Linked DNA regions of Homo sapiens: region 2 is linked to region 1. The links are chromatin loops, found by intact Hi-C in ENCODE. Cell type or tissue: OCI-LY7. All regions are shown on one strand.

Region 1 (2,500 bases):
CTCTGATGGCAGGAAACACTGTCAGGAAGCAGCACATTCTAGGATCTTGGAGAGCCCGGAAACAACTAAGACCGGAAAGCCATGCAAACCTTCCTCCTCCCTTAGGCTCACCATATTTCTTTAACTTTTAAAATATCGCAGAGACTATTTGAGACCTTCCAGATTTGTGCCTTTCTATGCATCTCCAGTTCAAATTACAGCAGACCTCAGACACTTTTCTTTTTTGTTGTTTTGTTGTTGTTGAGACAAGGTCTCACTTTGTCACCCAGGCTGGAGTACAGTGGCGAGAACACGGCTCACTGCCGCCTCGACCTCCCAGGCTCAAGCGATCCTCTCACCTCAGCCTTCCAAGTAGCTAAGGGCGCGCCTCCACGTCTAGCTAATTTTTGTATTTTTTGTAGAGACGAAGTTTCACCATGTTCCCCAGGCTGGTCTTGAACTCCTGCGCTCATGCGATCTGCCCCTCTGGGCTTCTCAAAGTGCTGGGATTACAGGCGTGAGCCACCGCGCCTGGCCCCTCAGACACCTTTCAAATGGTTTGGGAAGGGTTCACACTTCAGGTTATTGGCCATTTTACTAGGCATTATCTGAATTACACACCCTGAGAAGGCAACATTCAGGAAGAAGTCCCTCAATCTCTTGCTTCTCTTGAAGTAATAAGAATGTGTTGGTTTGCAGAAAACAGCCCCCAACAAAGTCAATCCCCAGCACTAGTGAAGTTCACATTTTTATTCTATTTTAAAGGGGAAATTACATGCTGTAATAGTTTTGTGAACTTCGAACTATCATGCAAGAGTCTAGTGTATCAATTCTCTCTGTGATCAAACAGAAAACTATGCACTAAGCTGCTGATCTTAGCACTTGGCCAGGTGCTGTCAGTGATGTGAATAGTTTTTAAGAAAATCATGGAGACTTTAGTTAATGGCCTGACTCGCCCAATTACCAAAGAAGCTTGGGTGCTAACTACAGAAACGTGGGATGACCTCTTTCTATCAGGGTTTGAAAAGGCAGGCTTAGCCACATCCAACTACCTCCTAAAATAGGATCATAACTATTTTACCTGCTAGCCCCTAATTTGAGGGTAAGGGACTGATATCTCTTTGACTGGAAATGAGGATATGATTTCATACTTCTTTCGGTTCTATAGTAATAGAATCCACAAAGCTGACCAAAATATTATGTTACCCAGGAGCCCCAGACTCCTACCCTGTCAAGACCTTTGTCAGAACCGCTGAAAAACAAGCAGGAGAGATTTGAGTTTTACTTCCTCTTCCGTGCCCTGGAGGTACTAACTAGCAAATAAATAGCTCAGCTAAAGGGATAAAAAAGAGAAGCAAGGGTCTTGTGTCATCTAAATAAAAAAAAAAAAAAAAAAAAGGCCGGGCGCGGCAGCTGGTGCCTGTAATCCCAGCACTTTGGGAGGCCGACACGGGCGGATCATGAGGTCAGGAGATCGAGACCATCCTGGCCAACATGGTGAAACCCCGTCTCTACTAAAAATAAAAAAATTAGCCAGGCATGGTGATAAGCACCTGTAGTCCCAGCTACTCAGGAGGCTGAGGCAGAAGAATCGCTTGAACCTGGGAGGTGGAGGTTGCAGTGAGCCGAGATTGCATCACTGCACTCCAGCCTGGGTGATAGAGCGAGACTCTGTCTCAAAAATAAAAAAATGTGGGGGAGGGGCTCTACCAGCGGGAAATGTAGGCACCAGCTACCATCCTCTGCTTCCAACAGAGCCATCTCCACTGCCAGCACGTAGGGCTTATCAGTCAGTACTTCCACAGTGTGTTGTACCCTGAACAGGCACTGCACTGGCTCAGAGAGTGCCGTGGTGAATAAGCTGAAGTCCTTCCCCTCATGGGCATGGGAGATCAGGAGTGAGAGAAGGCTGACCACAGGGGAACATGCCACAAACGTGTTCCACAGGGGAACAAAGAATGCTACATTGCATGCCACAGATAAGTGCTGTCCGAGTCTCCAGTCTCCAGCCTATGCCTCGCTTCCGTGCGTCCTGGGATAAACATAATGCCCACAATAAGACACACAGCACAAAATGATGTTGATGCATTCTCGGTTTTCTCCTCTGGTGACTATCAAAAAACAGAGACTCTCTCCCCTTTTAGGTCTCTGGGCTGGTGGAAGCCAACATAAGGATCATTTTCAGCTTTTAGCACCAGGTTATGCTAATTGTCCACAGTGTCTTCTGGTTCTATCCTTCCCTTCCATTTCCTGGAGCCCTTTATTTTTATTTTATTTTTTTGAGATGGAGTCTCTCTCTGTCGCACAGGCTGGAGTGCAGTGGTGCAATCTTGGCTCACCACAACCTCCGCCTCCCGGGTTCAAGTGATTCTCCTACCTCAGCCTCCCACGTAGCTGGGATTACAGGTGCCTGCCACCACCTCCAACTAATTTCTGTATTTTTAGTACAAACGGGGTTTCACCATGTTGGCCAGGCTGGTCTCAAACTCCTGGGCTCAAGTGATCCGCCCATCTCAGCCTC
Region 2 (2,500 bases), 56 kb before region 1:
CCCCTCTGGGTTTGAGAGACAGAGGCTCTTCCTCAACCGCAGAGGGGGCCTCGTTGCTAAAGACACTGGTGGCCTCTGGAGGGGGTGGGGTTGTTCACTGGTCTGGAGGGAGGGTGTTGTTGGGAGCTTTCAGAAGCACTTCCTGTTTTCCTTATCTCTCCATAATGAGTCTTTTTAGTATTTATTCATGAGGATTAGCTGGGGGAGTGGGGCTGAGCGTGTCATGTGATGGGCAGCTTCTGACAGCCCTCAGGATTGGGGCAGGCACCATTTCTGTATCCAGAGAATAGCGGTGAATGGTCCTGTGCCTTGTGATCTAGAGGGGGACTAAGAGAGACGGACAGGGCGAGGCATGGGGGTAACAGGTGTAAGGAGACCGCAGAGCCTTGCAGGGAGATGGGAGAGTGTCAGGGGCCTCAGGAAGAGCTGGTAAGAGCAGCTATGCTAAGGGACCTTCTAAACGTGGTTGCTGCAGACAACAGGCCAGGCCTTTGAGAACCAGCACACGACCCACCAGCCCCAGGCCAGCAAATAACCCCACTGAGGCATTGCTACTACATTTCGCCATCTTCAGTTCCCCACCATAGCCTTTATTTCAAAGTCACACAACCAACCCTGTGAGCTAAGTAGTCCAGAGATTATTATCCCCATTTTATGGGGAAGCAAGCTGAGGCACAGAGATTTAGAAGGGTAAACTAGGCCAGGTGCAGTGGCTCACACTTGTAATCCCAGCACTTTGGGAAGCCGAGGCGGGTGGATCACCAGCGGTCAGGAGTTCGAGACCAGCTTGGCCAACATGGTGAAACACTGTTTCTACTAAAAGTACAAAAATTAGCCAGGTGTGGGTGGTGGGCGCCTGTAGTCCCAGCTACTCCGGAGGCTGAGACAGGAGAATCGCTTGAACCCAGGAGGCAGAGGCTGCAGTGAGCTGAGATGGTGCCACTGCACTCCAGCCTGCGCAAGACAGAGAAAGACGCCGTCTTAAAAAAAAAAAAAAAAAAAAAAAGAAGAGTAAACTGAAGGGAGAGAAAAGTCCAGTGGGACAGGAAAAAGTCACGTGCTTTGACTGCCGACCATAACATGTCCTAATATGCTATGACAACGCAGCAAGGCAACTATTATCACATTTTAAAAATGAGGCTTAGGTACATTCAGTGTCTCAACCAAAACTTCATTGCTGAAAACTGATAAGAGAGAAGATTCCAGGTCTTTTAGAGTGAATTTAGCTTGGAACCCAATAAACAGAGATTTACCTAACAGGTGCTAGAAGCAGTAAAGTCTTCAGCAGGAGGCACTGTTTCTTCTTCCTTAATATGCTGATTTCCTCTCAGCTCATGCAGCTGGGCAGGTGTGCTGAGAAATGCTTTGCAAAGAACAGAAGACTCAGTCCTACTTCTCATTTGAGGAAGGAATAGATTCAGGCTGGATCATAGGAGAGAGAGTCAGAGAGGAGGAAAACTGCGTTAAAGTTTGCAAAAGGTCTTCCCACACAGCATCTCATTTATTTTGATGCACAGAACAGGCAGGGCCAATATTAATGTCCTCACTTTACGGTTGAGGGAACTTAGGTTGACAGGTTCAGTGACCAGAGGAAGGGCACAGCTGTAAGGAACTTAGGGAAACAGTGAAGTCTATTTAGGTTCTTCCTTTTTTTTTTCTTCTTTTTTTTTTTTGCCAATCTGGTAAAAAGTTGGATGGTGAAACTTAAAGCTCAAATGAGAGACTGCAGGGAAGGTTTCCATTAAAAGCCATTCGCGTGGCGAGGCGCGGTGGCTCACGCTTGTAATCCCAGCACATTGAGAAGCCAAGGTGGGTGGATCACCTGAGGTCAGGAGTTTGAGACCAGCCTGGCCAACATGGTGGAACCCCGTCTCTACTAAAAATACAAAAATTAGCCGGGTGTGGTGGTGCAGGCCTGTCATACCAGCTACTTGGGAGGCTGAGGCAGGAGGATGGCTTCAGCCTGGGAGGCAGAGGTTGCAGTGGGCCAAGATTGCACCACTGCACTCCAGCCTGGGGAACAGAGCAAGACTCTGTCTCAAAAAAAAGAAAAAAAAGAAAGAAAGAAAAAAAGCCATTCAGGCGATATACAGGCGATTTCTCTGAGGCTAGTGGCTGTTTGAGAAGGAATAGGAGACTTGGTCTCATCTCTGAAACGAAGCTTGTGGCCAACTGGGCCAACTGGACAAAAGAGAAACTGAAGGGAGTCCACAGAACACACAAAAGCTGTTCAATATGGCGCTTGCTTACCTAGCGCTAAGGAAACTAGATGCAAGGAGTCCTGCAGAGCCACGTGAGTCAAATCACTCCTGGCCCTGCCTGTGACTCAGGCAGGGGAGAAGGTGACTCTAAATCTCCTGCTCACCTGTAGACACATGGCCAGGGCCCTGACTTGGAGTCACAAGGCCTGGCAGTGAGCCCTGGTCTGTGCTTAGGTTAAGCCACTTATTGAACTGTATATCTGAGCCTCAGTATTCTCATCTATAAAATGGGGGGCATA

Evidence for each region. Hi-C counts contacts between places; a loop is a spot of excess contacts. Peaks named below come from ENCODE experiments on the same cell type or tissue, not always from the same donor. Only the 100,000 strongest peaks of a DNase experiment are listed, where the experiment ranks them.
Region 2: a loop joins it to region 1, with 2.4 times the contacts of the local background. A loop is called at or near these places in 4 of 110 quality-filtered maps.

The regions. Positions count from the first base shown.
Region 1 is chr3:186,151,839-186,154,338 of GRCh38, reverse strand. The region is part of intron 24 of DGKG (diacylglycerol kinase gamma); the gene reads left to right. Among named protein-coding and RNA genes, the nearest start is that of ETV5, 44 kb to the right of the region's middle. In OCI-LY7, no CTCF peak of the experiment used is centred here; DNase peaks (open chromatin) are centred at 1,258 and 1,708; H3K4me3 peaks cover 1,688 bases; H3K27ac peaks cover 2,500 bases.
Region 2 is chr3:186,207,600-186,210,099 of GRCh38, reverse strand. The region is part of intron 21 of DGKG (diacylglycerol kinase gamma); the gene reads left to right. Among named protein-coding and RNA genes, the nearest start is that of ETV5, 100 kb to the right of the region's middle. RefSeq lists an enhancer at 1-172. In OCI-LY7, a CTCF peak has its summit at 1,267 (motif pointing right); a DNase peak (open chromatin) is centred at 1,329; H3K4me3 peaks cover 359 bases; H3K27ac peaks cover 762 bases.